Linked DNA regions of Mus musculus: region 1 is linked to region 2. The links are chromatin loops, found by intact Hi-C in ENCODE. Cell type or tissue: left cerebral cortex. All regions are shown on one strand. Each heading gives the region's core, and the rest is flanking DNA. Links, peaks and the distances in the headings are about the cores only.

Region 1 (8,913 bases), core at 2,541-5,040, 51 kb after region 2:
TGGTCTATGGGGGCCTCGCAGTCACTCTAAGACCCCTGGATCTCTCTGTCCATTGCCCATCTCTTTCCTCTCTTATCACACGTGCAACTGTGCGTTCCCTGCACAGCTTGCTTCTCTCCTCCCTTCCCATATTAATGGCTGACTGTCCCATTCCCTTCCTGTCTACACCTGTAGCCAGACCATGCCTGCAGAACAGAAGTAGAGAACACAGAAGGCAGAAAAGGTCCCGCCATTAGACAAAAAGGTCTCGCTGCCTGTGTCTGACCCAGGTCTCTTTTGTGACTGGTGTGTGACATAAGCCACAGACAAGACAGAGAAATTACTCCTGTCTGTACTGATTCGCGGTATACTGATTCCCAGGGAGACAGGCTGCAGGCCACAGAGTTCCTGGCTCCTTCTCAATATGTCACTGCTTCCTAAAACCTTCAAGAGGGGGCGGTATCATCTAGTGCTGGCATGGGCTAACCCACCTCCACACACAACTATGTTCTCAGGATGTCTCTATTGTCAGCTCAAGTCTAGGACTTTGCTGTCAATCTGCCCCGTCTGGGAGAACTTGCCACAGCTTGACTTGTGGTTTCTAGGGGGGTCAGAGTAAAGGGATAAAGCATTTTGCACGCATTTATTGGCTCCAAGCCACTTTGCTAGACTCTCCAGAGCAGCTACTCTTCGAAATATGGCGTGTCATTTGTCCACATTTAGTGTCACAGACAAGGCACACTTCCTGTGAGTCATTCCATCCGTTTCACAGGACTCACGACAGGAGAATCATACGCAGTCCTGAAGGGCTGTAGACTTTAGTCTAAGGCTGACTGCACTCTAGAGAGACTTTCCTCTTAGACACAAGAACAAGGCTTTCTACCTGAGTCCTGTCTGTCCCCCTCACTCTGACACTGGGATCCAGGATGACTGCTGAGCTAATATTGGTCTTGCTTCAAGTCTTCTCTGTGTGGTTTCTGATCACTGCTCTTGGGCTTAGAATAGACTGTGGGCCATGGGATGTCACATGCTGACTTGTCAACATGACAGCCTGGGAAAGCCAAGCCTCAGGCTGAGCAGTGGAGAGCAACACAGCAGACAGGACTCAAGCACACCATGACCTAAGTGTTTGGTTTCAGCCCCATCAAGGTGCTGAGGTGCGTATTTTACACACCAAAGCAGACCTGGCCTCCAGGTTCCCCCAGCATCCCTCAGTCCCTACCTGTCATACCCAGCCTCCAACCTGAACTTTCCAGCCCAGGGTGGGGCTGCCCTTCCCCCAGAGGTTCTTCCCCATATACTCCAGACATTTTGGTCTCTCTCTTCTTTCTCTCTGCACCTGCATGTGCGCCCTTTCCCTCTTTCTCTTCCCCTTTCCCCACTTCTATCTCCCCATGGTGACTTCCCTGGCATTGGTCCTTGGGGCCAGTGAACTCAACCAAGAGCAGCTTCCCAACAAACCTGAATTTAATATAATCTCATCTGTCTTGAATTGGCTCCTTTCACCAGTGAAGAAATAACTCATCACTAAGGTCAGGCAGTGAGGGCAGGAGAGCCAGGCAGGACTACTGCTGCCATTCCCAGGTCAGTCCACATCCAAACTCTGCCACTCAGCTCCCATGTGAGAAAGCCAGTGATTCTCCAACACCCGAGGGCCTGAGTGCCCAGGGCCTTGTGTATCTGTCTGTGGCTCACTCCTCCTTGGTGGACGGGTGAGAGATGCACACCCTTATTAGGGAGAGGACTTTCCAGGTATCCAGTACCACAGAGATCACTCTTTTCTGTTATCTACACAGCTCTCTTAAGCAAGCCCTCCATAACAAGCAACAGGACCACTGCTGTGGAGGGTCAAGACACTGTTGAGTTAACTTGCGAACCTCCCTTCCAGAAAACAACCTACCTGTGGCATCTAAACGGTAAGAAGCTTCACATTGGCGACCGCGTCGTCCTGTCTCGGGGTAATGCAACTCTCACTTTGTTCAAGGTCTCTAGGCATTTCAGAGGACACTATGAGTGCGAAGCTAAGAACCCGCTGAGTGCCTTCCATAGTGACCCGTTCACTCTGGATGTTTTCTGTGAGTAACTTCTATTCCTCTCTTATCCCTGCAGCTCAATACACGTCCAATACACGTCCATGACACTGACTCTTGCCCCTGAACCAGACTGGCCACCCCGTCTGCTCCAATGGTCTACATCCTGGCAGACCAAGACTTTAGACAGACAGTAAAGGGGCTGAGGATCAGTGCTAGTGACAGAAAGCAGGGCATGACACATGTTTGAGTTTTTTTAATTGACAGGGTGTGAGTGGAATCCTCTGTGTGTGTTTGTGGAATGTTAGAGAGGGACCTGAAGCCCTCAGAGGAAACTGCTTTATGACTTATCCAAGGGCCAGCCCTGCCTGTCACAATTGTAAGGCAAGGTTGTCACCCTGCTCAGGGACACACTGACCTTCTTCAGAACAGGATCTTTCTGTGTCCTTTATGGCATCACGTCTTTCTCTTTCCCCCAGATGGCCCAGATACCCCCGAAATATTTCCCCCAAACAAATACTTTGAGGAAGGCAAGAGCATGTGGATCTCCTGCCAAACAGTGTCTCACCCCAAAGCACACTATTCCTGGAATATCAATGGAAAACCCTGGAATTCTAGACAAGAGATATCTATCTACCAGGTCGGCATACGTAATAATGGACTGTATACCTGCCTCGTCAATAACCCAGCGACTGGCCGCAATAATTCCAAAGACAAAGAAGTTATAATAGTTGGTAAGTGGCTTCTTGGAACATCAGGGTCAATCTCTGGGTGTGGGCTCTGGTTTTCTATAAAGAGCAGAGGAAGGAAATCCGTGGCTCCTGTTCATGGTTGCAAGCAAACCCTGGTCCTCCTCTGGGGTGCCTTGACCCAGGAGACACTCTTTACTCCTGAATACACTGACTTCTGTCTGCTGACTTGGGGTTCAATGTGGATTTCAAAGAAGGATATTCTAAATGTCACAAGCCTCCGGCACGATTAGTACATGCTAAGGGGGGGGGGGGGTCCTGCTGCTCCTTCATCCTCTGGGTTGCCTCTTGTCTTTTACACTCTCCATAATCTACAAAGGACACCAGGACACTAGAATATGCTCACACCACTTTTTGCCCACCTGTGAGGTTGGGAACACTTTGCCCCCAACAGAGGGTACAAAGAAGTTGACGGCTCTCCCTGGTTCTGCTCCTGCCCTGCTGACTGGTTCTATTCTGACTCCACCTGCAGTCGGACAGGATGGTTGGAGAGTTACCGCGAAACACCTATCCAGGATCTGGATAAACCCTGAAGCCAGTCAATGCCACAACCTTCATGGGGTCAGGAGTTTGATACTGAGAAAAAAAGTGAGCTTTGGAGTAGATGTCCCTAAGCCAGGTCCTTGCTCTGATGATGTTTCGTGGGAGGTTGTGGACACTTGGTGCACAGGAGAGAACAGATGGTTTCACTGTGGGATTCCTGCTTGGGAGGGAAAGGAAACATGGAAGAGCACAATGGGTAAAGAGATGGCTCAGCCAATAAAGTGTCTCCCACAATGACACCCTTACTCCAACTAGGCCACATCTCCTAATAGTGCCACTCCCTGGGCTAGCATATTCAAGCCAGCACAATATGAATGTACATACATATGTACGTATGTATGTGTGTATGTATGAAAATAAGAAGTGAAAGCAAGAATGTAATATCTGTCTAGAGAGAGAGACATAATATCTATATATAGGTAATGTCTATATAGAGAAATAATTATAGAAGGAGTGTGAATAAAGTATAGTAAGATGTGTTTCTTGAAAATGTCATAATGAAGCTTATTATTTTGTATGAAAATCTAGAGTTCCCTGATGGTAAAGATGTTGGACATTGGAGCCTAGAAGAGATGCTTGTTATGAAAGCTAGAGACGTGTCCCAGGGTAATGCCAGGAGACATGGGAGAAGAGAGGAGGTTTAAACAGCTTCCTCACTCTCCCTATAGACTGTCTCCTGAACCAAGATGGAGGGAATCTCTGCAGTGCTGGAGACAACTTCAGGGCCATCTTACACTTCATACTCTGGTCCCCAAGAGCTGGCTGAAACCTTTCTGTAAAGAAAGACTCCTTTTAGCAGGTCCTCTCTTCTATACTTTAACAGAGAAATTGCCAAAGCCCCATATCCAAGTCAAAAACGAAACAGTCTTAGAACGTCATTTTGTGGACCTGACCTGCGTACTGGAAAATACTGGAGTTTCCATCGGGTGGATATTCAACAATCAGAAACTGAAGGCCACAGATAGAGTGTCGTTCTCCTGGAACAACAGAAGGCTCACCATAGACCCAGTCACCAAGGAGGATGCCGGAGCATACCAGTGTGAGGTCTCCAACCCCCTCAACACCAGGCAGAGTGATCCAGTCAAGCTGGCTGTGCTCTGTGAGTGACCAGGTTTCTTTCCCTCTGACATGTTACTAGGGGATTTCTTTGGGGGTTTTTTGTTCTTTTTTGTTTTTGTTTTGGCTTTTGGGGGTATTATTTATTTATTTACATCCCAAACATTGCCCCCCTCCTGGTTCCCCCTCACAGAGTCCCTCCCCTCAGCCCCCTCCCCTTTGCCTCTGAGAGGGTGGGCCCCACCAGGGGGTTTCTTAAAAGCTTATTATTATTGGGTAGCACACAGGTACCATAGTACACACGTGGAGATCAGAAGACGCGCTTAGGTTTCTCCCCTTTACCTCTACCTGGGTTATAGGGACCCAACTCAGTCAGTTTTGTTCATGACACTATTGAACTGTACCATCTCCAAGTACTAGGGGATTCTTTACCGATAGTGTGCAAAACAGACGACAGGCCCAGGGAAGAGAATGTCAGCTGAGACACCTGTATAGTGAGGCATGCTATCATCCATTATTACCCCACACTTGGGAGGCTGAGGCAGGAGGATGGAGAGAAAGACCAGCCTGAGCTACAGACCAAGAACCTCTCTCTAAGTTACATATACACAAATAGAACCCAAACTGTAAACCCAATACAAAGTCAATTACTAAGAGTCAAGCTCTGAGTCTGGCACCTGATCCTTGGGATCCATGGGCAAATGGCTCCAGGAGACCCACTGATAACAGCATCCATGGATGGTCTTGTCCCTTGCAAAAATGGCAGTGTTTCAGGGTAAGTCTGCATGCCCTCACACCTACTGTGTGTCATGTTCAGACTCCAGCATGAGACACAACACCAGAACTAGACAAAGTGCACTGCTCTGGTGGTGAGAGCCAGGCCAGGACACGTCTGTGCAGTTTTCCGATTGCTCTGAGAGGCTTTGTGTGGCTGAGGTCTTTTTGCTGCTTTGGGGAACCGTGTCCCAGCCCAGGCTTCCTCTCAGGATGGAGATGATGATTGTCATGAACTCTGATCCTCCTGCCTCCACAGCCAGGTGCTGCTCCTACAGATGTGCACCCCACCTCTGGGTTTTTCTGAATATTTCTGATGACCTGAGATTGATTTAATCCAGGGAGATGAAAGCCATGGGTGGAGAAGGCATTGCTTCCTCTCCTGTGCCGTTTACCTTGACCTTGCGCAAGAGGCTTTTCTGTATGGTGTTTTTATGGTAAATTACATATAATATATGTAACTATATTTATATACGTTATATGTAATTTGTATAATTATAAATATATAATAGTATCTATAACATACATTATATCTGTATATGTTATGCATTATATGTTTATGTTGTTATATGTATTACATGTTACATACTATACATTACATATTATTTATTAATTTATATTTTATTATGTAAGTTTATATGATATACATGTTATATATTTATAATGTATATAAATTATAATATAAAATATAATATATTTGTGGTATATTATATATGGTATTTTTGGTTTTAGCTATTCTAAAGTATATATCTAATATATAGGAATATAAAATATTACATATTATATATTTTAATCTATAATATATGTAAAATATAATCTATATTGATGACCTACATTATATAATATATACAATATATATTATGTATGGTATTTCTTGTTTTAGCTATTTTGAAGTGTACATTTACAGGGTTGTGTAGCCATGGTCCATTTCCAGATCATTTCAATACACAAGTCTTCATAGTCACTATATGTTAGCTTTAGGGACAGTGACAAGCAGGTATGTGGATCACCAGCACCCATATATAAGCAGGATGTGGCAGGAAATGTCAAGGTAGAGACAGAATAGCCAGGCTAGCCAATTGATGCACTACAGATCTATGAGATCCTCTGTCCCAAAAAAGAAGAAGAAACAAGTGACGAACTAATTGTGGATGACCTCAACATCAACTTCTGGTTTCCATGTAGATATGCACACATGCGCACATGCAGTCACATACAGAACCAGTAGCCCCTCCTGCTTCAGCTCCTGTAACTATCATTCTACAATGTAACCAACTACCCCAGGCCTTTCACATTAGCAGAGTAACACATGAACAATTCTTTATATCATCGTTCTTCACTAGCTATATTGTTTCTCTTTCCCCTGCCCCGCCATAGGGTTTCTCTATGTAGCCCTGGCTGTCCTGAAACTCATTCTGTAGACCAGGTTAGCCGAACTCACAGAGATCCACCAGCCTTTGCCTCTCAAGGGCTAGGATTAAGCATGTTTGCCACCACTCCCAGTATTTTTTTAAATGTCAGGTCTCTTTCTTCTTTTTGAATTTGGGCTGTTTGTGGTTTTTACTGTGACTATTGTTGAGTCAGGAGAAGTCTTTATGTATTTTGACTCATGTTCACATTAACAATACATAACATTTTTTAGCAGTTGAAAAGATCTTTCCACTTTCTTGATAACAACCTTGGTCTATTACTTGTTAATAGTGATTTAACCAGCATCCTAGCTGTACATACTTTGGAGACGTAGAATGTGTTCTTTGATATCTGTGTACAAGGCAGAGTGTTTAAGTTAGCCAATTAGTATCCATTACCTCATTTATCTCCCATTTGTTATGATGAGACATTTGAAATTCATTGTAGCTACCTTGAAATATAATTCTCTATAGGTTACTTCTAATCTGTTCCTCTTCCGATGTGAAATTTATATCCTGCTACCAACAGCTCCTTAGTATTTTCTTCCTATGCCCAATCCCTAATAAGCACCTTTCAGCCTTCTATTTACAAAGAAGTTCAGCTTTTTAACTGGGCAGCTGTTTCCTCTGAAATAAACATGTGGTTGCGGTCAGAAGGAATGCAAACTCACAAGTCTCAAGAAGCTCCTGAAACTAACAGTACCCACTCACCTCTCCCTGAGGCTGTATAGAGTAACTGTTTCTGGGAGAGTAGGCTTTCCCATCCACCAATACAGATTTGTGAGCTGTTACCCATGCTGAGATGGACTTGTCTGTGATGTGGCTGCCTTCTAGTCATTCATGTTTCTGTTAAGTAACCCTTTGGCCATGTTCCTATAAGTAACTTCAATAAACTCACTGATTCACTGTGCTCAATTCTGGTAAAATCACTTCTTTGATCAGTCAAAGTGACACAACACAATTGGCATCTGAATAAAAACTTATAGTCATACCAGGCTCAGTTCAATGATTGGCTGTGAGTATCTGTATCTGCATCTGTATTGGTCAGGTGCTGGTAGAACCTTCCAAGAAACAGCCATACCAGGTTCCTGTCAGCAAGTGCTTCTTGGCATCAGCAAAAGTGTGGAGGTTTGGTGTCTGCAGATAAGATGGATTCCTAGGTCGGGGGGTGGGGGTGTCTCTGGAAGGCCTTTCCTTCCGTCTCTGTTCCATTTTTTGTCCCTGTCTTTCCCTTAGACAGGAACATTCCTGGTTTAACAACTTTGAGATGGGTGGGCAGCCCCATCCCTCAACTGGAGGCTGTGCCTATCTACTGGAGATGGTCTCTACAGGTTCTATCTTCCCTTTGTTGAGTATTTTGGCTCAAGTTATCCTCTTTGGGTCCTGGGAGCCTCTTGCTTCCCTGGAGTCTGGAACGTTCTAATGGCTATCCCCAGTTCTCCAACCCCCACTGCTACATATTTCTATTCGACTTCCTGAGCCTCTGTACTTCTCTCCTGTCCCTTCCAATACCTGATCCTGCCCCGCCTTTTTTGCCCTCCCCATCCTCTCTCCCTCCCAGGTGCCTCCCTCCTCTATTTCCTGTGATTATTTTGTCCCCCCTTCTATATAGGATTGAAGCACCAACTTTGGTCTTTCTTTTCCTTAAGGTCCATATGGTTTGTGGGTTGTATTGTGCGTATTCAAAGCTTTGGGGCTAATATCCACTTGTCAGTGAATACATACCATGTGTGTTCTTTTGTGTCTGGGTTACCTCACTCAGGATGATATTTCCTAATTCCATCCATTTGCCTGTGAATTTCATAAGGTCATTGTTTTTAATAGCTGAGCAGTACTTCATTGTGTAAATGTACCACATTTTCTTTATTCATTCTTCTGTTGAAGGACATCTGGCTTGTTCCCAGCTTCTGGCTATTATATATAAGGCTGCTATAAACATAGTAGAGCATGTGTCTTTGTTATATGTTGGAACATCTTTTGGACATATTCCCAGTAGTGGTATAGCTGGGTCTTCAGGTAAAACCATTTCTAATTTTCTGAGGAACCATTGGATTGATTTCCAAAGTGATTTTGCCAGCTTCCAGTACCACAGCAATGAAGGAGTGCTACTTTTTCTCCACATCATCTCCAGCATCTGCTGTCACCTGGATTTTTGATCTTAGCCATTCTGATTGGTTGAGATGGAATCTCAGGGTCATTTTGATTTGCATTTCCCTGATGACTACTAAGGATGTCTTTTAAGTGCTTCTCGGCAATTCCAGATTCCTCCGTTTTGAATTCTTTGTTTAGCTCTGTACCCTATTTTCAATAGGGTTATTTGGTTTCCTGAAGTCTAACTTCTTGAGTTCTTTGTATATTTTGGATATCAGCCCT
Region 2 (8,913 bases), core at 2,263-4,762:
CTATCCCCTCCTTTGAAACCTTACTGGGGAAAAAAAAAAGAAATAGAGAACTAGTCTACCTCCCAAAGGCTTTCTGAGGGTCAGAAGGATATACCATGTTCTGGACACTTTTTTTAAAATTTTAATTGTATTTGTAATTCATTTTTTACACTGCATATTCCAATCCACGCCCCTCCCCTCCCACCCTCCAACTGCTCCACATCCCATACTTCCTCCCACTACATCCTGTCTCCACATGGATGCCCACACCCTCTACCGCATCTAACCTCTAAACTCCCTGGGGCTACCAGTCTCTTGAGGGTTAGGTGCATCATCTCTGAATGAACATAGACCTGGAAGTCCTCTACTGAATGTGTGTTGAGGGCCTCATATCAGCTGGTGTATGCTGTCTGTTTGGTGGTCCAGTGTCTGAAAGATCTCGGGGGACCAGATTAATTAAGACTGCTGGTCCTCTTATAGGATCAATATTTTCCTCAAATTCTTTCATCCTTCCCTAATTCAGCAACAGTGGTCAGCTGCTTCTGTCCATTGGTTGGGTGCAGATATCTGCATCTGACTCTCTCAGCTGCTTGTTGGGTCTTTCTGAGGGCAATCATGATTGATCCCTTTTTGTGAGCACTCCATAGCCCCAGTAATAGTGTCAGGCCTTGGGCCCTCCCCTTGACCTGGATCCCACTTTGGGCCTGTTGCTGGACCTTCTTTTCCTTAGGCTCCTCTCCATTTCCATCCCTGTAATTCTTTCAGACAGAAACAATTATGGGTCAGAGGTGTGACTGTGGGGTGGAAACCCATACCTCACTTGATGTCCTATCTTCCTCCTGGAGGTGGACTCTATAAGTTCCCTCTTCTTACTGTCCGGCATTTCATCAAAGGTCCCTCCCTGTGAGTCCTGAGATCTGGACACTTTTAAACATTTTCAAATATGAGAATTTAATTTGATTTTAAATCCTAGAAGAATGCACTAAAAAGAACATGTTGGTTTGCAAATGAGAATTGGCCTTTATGCTTTAGTCAAATTTACTTAGTAAGTGTGGATAAATTTATATCAACTTAACACAGGCTACAGTCATATGAGAGGATGGAGCCCCAATTGAGAAAATGCCTCCACAAAATCTGGCTGTAGGACACATGTAGGGGGTTGTCTTAATTAGTGATTGATGTGGGAGTGTCCAGCCCATTGTGGTTGGGGCCATCCCTGGGCTGGTGGTCCTGGGTTTTATAAGAAAGCAGACTGAGCAAGCCATGGAGAACAAGCCAGTAAGCATCACCCCTCCGTGCCCTCTGCAGCAGCTCCTGCCTACAAGACTGGCTCTGTCTGAGTTGCTGTCTAGATGTCCTCCAGTGATAAGCAGGTATGTGGACGTGTAGGCTGAGTAAGCTCTTCCCTCCCCCTTCTGATCACGGTGCTTCAGCACAGCAATGGCAACCCTGAGACAGTGAGTTTATGAATTAAAAGTACAAACTGAAATAACAACCACAGAACAGAAAAACACACTTGTGAATTGTATATATGATATGGCTTTTGTGTTTGGCATAAGTAACTGGTACAGCTTAGGAAAAAAAAGCAATGCTTAATTTTGGGAAATGCAAATTAAAGCTACTATGAGACGCCAGCCCACTCCAGTTAGAATGGCTGTAATCAAATTAGCTGATAACAAATGTTGAAGAGAATGTGGAGAAAGAGGAACACTTATTCATTGCTGGTGGGTGTGCAGATTTCTGTAGCCATTATACAAAGCTGTGTGGAATTCCTCAAAGAATTTGCAATAGCATATAATGCAGCTATTTCACTGGACATTTACCCAGAAACCCTGTACCCTACCATTGAGATATCTGCACCCCAATAATTATAGTTGCTCCATCCTCTATAGCAAGGAAATGGAACCAACCTAGAGCTCCATCAACAAATTAATACACAATGCAAGTCTATCACACACACACACACACACACACACACACACACGGTGAAGTAGTGTTTGTCTCTACAGAAAGATGAATCACAAACTTTACAGGGATGTGGATAGACTTAGAATATATCATGTTAAGTGAGATCATTTGATCTCAGGAAGAAAACCCCATATGTCCTTTCTTGTTTGTGGATCCTAGCTCTAATGTCTGCATGTACACATGTAATTACATATATAACATTAGGAAGGAGAACATAAAGGGGTTGGGTTTGGTTTGGTTTGGTTTGGTTTGGTTTGGTTTGGTTTGGTTTGGTTTGGTTTTCAAGACAGGGTTTCTCTGTGTAGCCCTGGCTGTCCTGGAACTCACTCTGTAGACCAGGCTGGCCTGAACTCAGAGATTCCTCTGCCTCTGCCTCCCGAGTGCTGGGGTAAAGGTGTGCACCACCACCTGGCAATGGTGCAGTAATTGTAAAGAGACAAAGTGCTCCCTCATGGGCTCACACATATGATGTACCTGGTGTGGGCCCTTTGGATGCTCTCTCGAATGTAACCGGTTTTGACGTAAAACAGGTCCTTAGCAAGCAGTGTCCACGTGGGACTCCATGCGGGGCCGCTGCCTTACTGGGAGACCTGGATCTGAAGTTCTGTCTTTCATCCTTTGAATGCTCCTGTACAGTGTAGTTCTGGTAAGTACCACCAATTAGGGACCATAGTTCTTTAAACAAGAATTTCAGCTATAAAAACTATAGAGAGTGAAGACACTGAGATGTATGCTTAAATAGTCATAATTATGAATTTATAAAACAAATTCCAAGGAATGCTGACTCACTGCTACTGCATCTCAAATACTAACACACCCGGAATTACACACACTAAGAAGCTTCCTTTTTGTGGTTTTTTTGTTTTTGTTTTGTTTTTTAAAGATTTATTTATTATTATACTAAGTACACTGTAGCTGTCTTCAGGTGCACCAGAAGAGGGAGTCAGATCTCATTACGGATGGCTGTGAGCCACCATGTGGTTGCTGGGATTTGAACTCAGGACCTTTGTAAGAGTAGTCGGTGCTCTTAACCACTGAGCCATCTCTCCAGCCCGTGTTTCTTATTGTTACAATTCTAAAATATGCTATTGTTGGTGAGTGAAAGTGCTTTGCTTTAATATTTAGAAGTCAGAATAAAACAATTTTAGAGAAAGCACAGTTCTAGGATATTGCTGCCCCAGGAACAAGATGTCCAACTAAGTTACTAGACACATGGGAACGGGGGATCAACCTCATTAGTCACCGTGGAACTGCAGATCAAAAGGCAGCCAGTCTCACTTCATGACTATAATAGTCTCTAGCAAAAAGCTGAATGGATCCTCAAAGGATCTCCACATCTGGAGCCTTTCTTGCTTAGCTCCATCATGGAGCTGGGAGCCTGGTTACCAACCTTAGGGCAGCCCAGATGTGAGCTGCAGATCTCCTCGTGAACACCAGGGGAGCCACTGAACCATATACTCAACAGAAAAACTCCTGAGGGATGAACATGTCTTGCAGCCTGGTTTCCATCCCAGTTCTGACACACCTGGAGCCAGTTCCTTCACCTAACCATACTCTGTCCTCCTGGCTCTTTCCTGTATCTCTGAGAACTCCATTCTGCAAGAACAACCAATGTGGTCCCTTCCATCCTCCATCATCCATGGGAGAGATGGGAAATCCCAGGGCATTCACCAAGGAGAACAGAGCCATCCTGGGAAGGTTACGGAGGGCACGGGCAGACCTGAATCACATTTGGCCAGCACAGGAAGATGGGGAGGTCTCCCTGGCGCCCTCCATAGGAAGATGGAGCACACAGTCCTCTTTCCAGGACACACAGGTCACGTCCTCCTGCACACCCAGGATATGAAGCCCCTGAGACAACTTGTATCCTAGGATCAGACACATGACTGGTGCCATCAGTGACGATGGATCAGGTCCTACCCAGTCATCACTCAGCTAGGCCTTTCCCAACCCTCCAGATAACTCTGCCACTTCCTGCCTGGAGTAAACCCCACCTCTGTGAGCATTGAGAGCAGGGCACACAGGGCTCCCATGGGGGTTTGTGTCACTCTAGGCTATAGAAAGTACAGGAATTCCTGCTGCAGTTGACAGCCCCAAGGCCAGGGCACAGGGCACTCCTCAGCCTTGCTGCTCGGAGTATGTTCTAGAACACTGAACTGGAAAGAGGAATAGAAGGACGGGAGGCCCGCACTGACAGGAGAACAGCATTGTCAGACTCACAGGCTCCACCCCCAGCCCACGTGAATCTGGGAGGTGCCCTCCTCTGGGAGGAGAATCAACTCTGCTAAGAAGAGCAGGGCAGATACCTGGGCAGCCAGGCTTAGCAGTAGTGTTGGAGAAGAAGCTAGCAGGCAGGCAGCAGAGACATGGAGCTGGCCTCAGCACATCTCCACAAAGGGCAGGTTCCCTGGGTTGGACTACTGCTCACAGGTAAGGAGATATTCCTTCCCAGTAGAGAGCAGGGGAGCTCAGAGACTGGCTGGGGTCTTCTGGGAGAGGAAAGGAACCTGAGAAGGGACATCTGGCTTCTGCTTGAAGCCTGAGGGCAACAGGAAGCTCGGAGTATTTGTGAATGTGAATTGGCAAATGGTGAGGAGAAACTCAGTTCTTCCCTATTGTTAAGTTTATCGCGCTGGCTAGGATATCCTGAAGACTGAAGTCCACAACTCTGTCAGGGTGACTCTCCACGTATAAACCAAACTGGGGCAAATAAACAGCATCCATACTACACTGAGAAATTTGCAAATACACTAGGCTCTGGGACACTGATTTGTACACGGGTATGTGAGCGTGTTCCGGGTAGCAGGGACTAAGCCAAAATCCACCTAGCCTCACAAAACCTCACAAAGCCCTACTTCTACTGGGCAGAAAGACAGACCAGCAAGGATATCTAGGTGGGGTCAGGTTGGCAAGCACTTCAGAAAATACAAAGCAGAGAAAGACCAGAAAATAAAGGCACAGGGTCTTTATAGAAAGTCAGAAAATATAGCCCTACATCCAGCAAAGACTCTGAGTGTGAGCTGGGGTCTGAGGGCAGTGAGCGGTGAGCTGTGTGAATGCCTGAGAAGAGCGTTTCCTACAGTGGAAAGATGCAGCGTTGCTGAGGAATGGAGGTGATGAGGCTGGCTGCCACTCAATAGGACACGCACTCACAGCAAGGCTGAGAGGTTTTGCAAAGGTCCTAACATTGATAGGTCTTTCTCTCTTCCCTCTTAGCCTCACTTTTAACTTACTGGAGCCCTGCCACTACTGCCCAAGTCACCGTTGAGGCTGTGCCGCCCAACGTTACTGCAGACAACAATGTTCTTCTACTTGTTCACAATCTGCCGCAGACGCTCCGAGTCTTTTACTGGTACAAGGGAAACAGTGGGGCTGGACACAATGAAATTGGACGATTTGTAACATCCATTAATAGGAGTAAAATGGGGCTTGCACACAGCGGCAGAGAGACAATATATAGCAATGGATCCCTGTTCTTCCAAAGTGTCACCAAGAATGATGAGGGAGTCTACACATTATATATGCTAGATCAAAACTTTGAAATTACTCCGATTTCTGTGCGATTTCATGTACACCGTAAGTAATTCTCTGTAACCTCGGGGTCATGGGTAGAGCTAATCCTGCTTCCCACACAGCACTGACAAGCCTTGATGACTCAACTATGTCCCCTACATTGTGGTGGGAACATTTAGTTCGGGGCACACAGAGGGGAGAAATACAGCAATAAACCGAGATGCCTCACTTGGACTCACTCCTTCAGAAAAGAGATTGTGAGGTAACTCAGTGTGAGGATGTCAGACTCTGCACAGTAACTTAGGCTGCTTATCCTGAGCATGGCCTCGAGAAAGACCCTTCAGGGCTCAAGCAGGGCCTGCCTGAGGAAACCATGAGAATCTCACGGAGAGGTGAGCACCAGGAAACTGCTCCAGACCCAGCCTGGACTCCAGGAACCCTGGGAAGTTGTTAGCCTGGGTTGAGATTTGCCCTCTTGTTAGAGCTGACAGGGACAACGGTTGATTGTAGGCTGGTAGGCTGTTGACAGTCAGCCTAGACTAGAGCCATGTCTGAGGTAGGTCACCTGGGTATCTCCTCCTGAGACCCAGTGTGCGCTGTGTACATGGAGAGGTATGAAAGACAACTAGCCAACTGTTGTGATGTTCCTGTGAGACTTTCCAGGAAGGACAAGAGCCCTAAAATGATAGGAGAAAACCGTGTACAAATGGCAGCTCCTTGCTCTCCAGGGTGTCAGGCCCAGGGATTATTTCCTGCAGCAAATAGTAACAGACTCTGGTCTATGGAAGGTCAGATCATTGCTCCTTTTAAGGTTAACTTGCAGGCATGGCAATGATCATTTACCAACGTGCACTGTTATAGGAAAACTGGGGGTAGGAAATAGCTATTGAGTCATGGCTCCATATGCCTCGGAGTGTCTGTGGCACTAGCTTGTCTGTCCTCAGCCACACCCTGGGGACCTTATTAGCTATCCATGCATTGGAGAGGAGCAGTGGGTTCAGAGATGTTGGTTTCAGGCATGCACAGCCTGAGTGGAAGCCTGGTCCAGGAAATGAAAGTGTTGAGCAGAAGTCAGCTTTCCTCAACAGAAGCCAGGCCTGACCAGCCCACACTCTCTTCACTAGACTTGGAATCACAGGGTCCCAGGTATGCTGGTGTCCTTCCTAGCAGAGGATGAAGGAGAAGGCTTTGTTTTCTCCCACAAGAGCCTGCAACCAGCATGAGGAAGAGTGTATAATTAGCTCTTACTGTGATGGAGGAAGAGGGAAGGAATGAGCTGGAAGCCCCTTACTTACTGAGCCAGAGTCTCCTGACAGGGTCAGTGAGAATTAAATTAGGTATTGTAGGAGGGGGTCACAGCAAGACTGAGACTGTGTCAATATTATTGCAAGAAATCAGACATTTTTATACTCTTGTCAGAAAGAGAATATAATGGTGGTTACCAGGAAGAACACAATTGTAGTTGCCATGATAAAATGACAGTATTCGAGCTGGACAGGGTCCCCAAAGAATAATGTCCGAGACTAATTGTTCTGCCAAACTCTATTTGCTCTGCTGACTTCTAGAGAATGCAGAGATACAAAGATAGCTTAAATCTCCCCTGCCTGAGGGGGGCATCTAACTGAAAGGCATGAGGTGCCCCAGGAGCCATGGGCTCGAACCTGAAAACCTAGGTTAGGAACCTCTTAGGGCTGCTACACCAGGCTGAATGCAAGAGTCCCTGACACCCCCTTTTTGATTTTTTTTTTTTTTTTTAAGATTTATTTATTTACTATATGTAAGTACACTGTAGTTGTCTTCAGATACACCAGAAGAGGGCACCAGATCTCATTACGGGTGGTTGTGAGCCACCATGTGGTTGCTGGGATTTGAACTTCAGACCTTCGGAAGAGCAGTCGGGTGCCCTTACCCACTGAGCCATCTCACCAGCCCCCCCTTTTTGATTTTTAATTTCAGAGTATGCAAGTCAATCTTTAAAGTAGATATGAAGAACCGAATTAATATTAAGGCTATAATGCTTCCCAATGTGACAACAACAACAACAAATTCCCAGAGACATTCTTATGGACCGAAGTTTAATTATAGACAGAAAAAGAATGAGCAAACATCTTTGCTAGGTTTTATATGCCCTGAGGAGAACCACAAACGTATCTTTAGGTCCAGAGAATTTCTGAATCTGATTTGATGTAACATCTCTCCAGTGGACCATGGCTTTAGAGGAGGAGGTCAGAGAAGATAAGACTCTGAGTGTGAGCTGGGATCTGAGGGCAGTGAGCAGTGAGCTGTGTGAATGCCCGAGAAGAGCATTTCGTACAGTGGAAAGCTGTAGCATTGCTGAGGAGTGGAGGTGGTACTGCTGGCTGCCACCCAATAGGACACAGGCACAGCAAGGCTGAGAGGTTTTGCAAAGGTCCTAAGATTGATAGATCTTTCTCTCTTCCTCTTAGCCTCACTTTTACCCTCCTTGAGCCCTCCCACCACTGGCCAAGTCACCGTTGAGGCTGTGCGGCCCAACGTTGCCGAAGGGGAAAACGTTCTTCTACTTGTTCACAATCTGCCACGGACGCTCCGAGCAATTTACTGGTACAGGGGAACCACTGCGGGTGAAAGAAATGAAATTGCACGATTTATAACAGCCTCCAATAAGATTATATTGGGGCCTGCACACAGCGACAGAGAGATCATATACAACAATGGATCCCTGTTCTTCCAAGGTGTCACCAAGAATGATGAGGGAGCCTACGCACTAGATATGCTATTTCAAAACTTCGATCATACCCTAATGCCTGTGCAATTTAATGTTCACGGTAAGTAATTCTCTTTAACCTCTGCGTCGTGGGTAGAGCTAATCCTACTTTACAAATTTACAATTTTTAGGTACATAATTTAGAAGGTAATATTCTATGAGGAGTAGCCATACTACCCTTCTCCCTTTCCTTTGTTTTAAAATAATGTTGAAATTGTCCATTGGCTCTGTCAACAAATGATTTGCCCTGAGTTTTCTATGGTATGCCTCTGATATGGGTTATATCAAACTTTTGGCAAAATTCTGTAAAATACTTAGAATTGTACACAATGGCATTGCCCATTTTTAATATTTTACAGATGCCTAAAAGAGCAAATCCTTAGAATAAAAACGAGTTGGCATCCTTAACTGCTTCTCCAGATAGGGGGACAGTAGCAATAAGCAAAGAGGAAGTGTATCCAGAATGACACGAACATATTTTAATTTCCTAAATCTGGGGACATAAGTAGTGTCCATGTGACAGATATGACTTGGCAAAAATCCTCCAGGAGTCATGGCATAAGAGAGTAGAGGTTGGTATTATCTCTTACACATGAAGGGCATCCATTAACTATCAGGAGAGCCTGCTATTTAGTTAGTGAAGCTTGGTTTTAATGATGAAGTGTTTTGGTGAAAGTGTGCATGGGATTCTTGTATTTTCTTTAGGT

Evidence for each region. A loop is a pair of places that touch in the nucleus more often than their neighbours do. Peaks named below come from ENCODE experiments on the same cell type or tissue, not always from the same donor. Only the 100,000 strongest peaks of a DNase experiment are listed, where the experiment ranks them.
Region 1: a loop joins it to region 2, with 3.0 times the contacts of the local background. A loop is called at or near these places in 2 of 42 quality-filtered maps.

What each region holds. Positions count from the first base shown.
Region 1 is chr7:24,823,976-24,832,888 of GRCm38, forward strand. It overlaps the pseudogene Gm5893. Among named protein-coding and RNA genes, the nearest start is that of Gm38965, 25 kb to the right of the region's middle. In left cerebral cortex, for the core only: no CTCF peak of the experiment used is centred there; no DNase peak of the experiment used is centred there.
Region 2 is chr7:24,772,963-24,781,875 of GRCm38, forward strand. Ceacam10 (carcinoembryonic antigen-related cell adhesion molecule 10) reads left to right here and starts at 4,242. Exons shown (of 4, transcript NM_007675.4): 1 at 4,242-4,377; 2 at 5,164-5,523; 3 at 7,908-8,267. The coding sequence starts at 4,314. In left cerebral cortex, for the core only: a CTCF peak has its summit at 3,372; no DNase peak of the experiment used is centred there.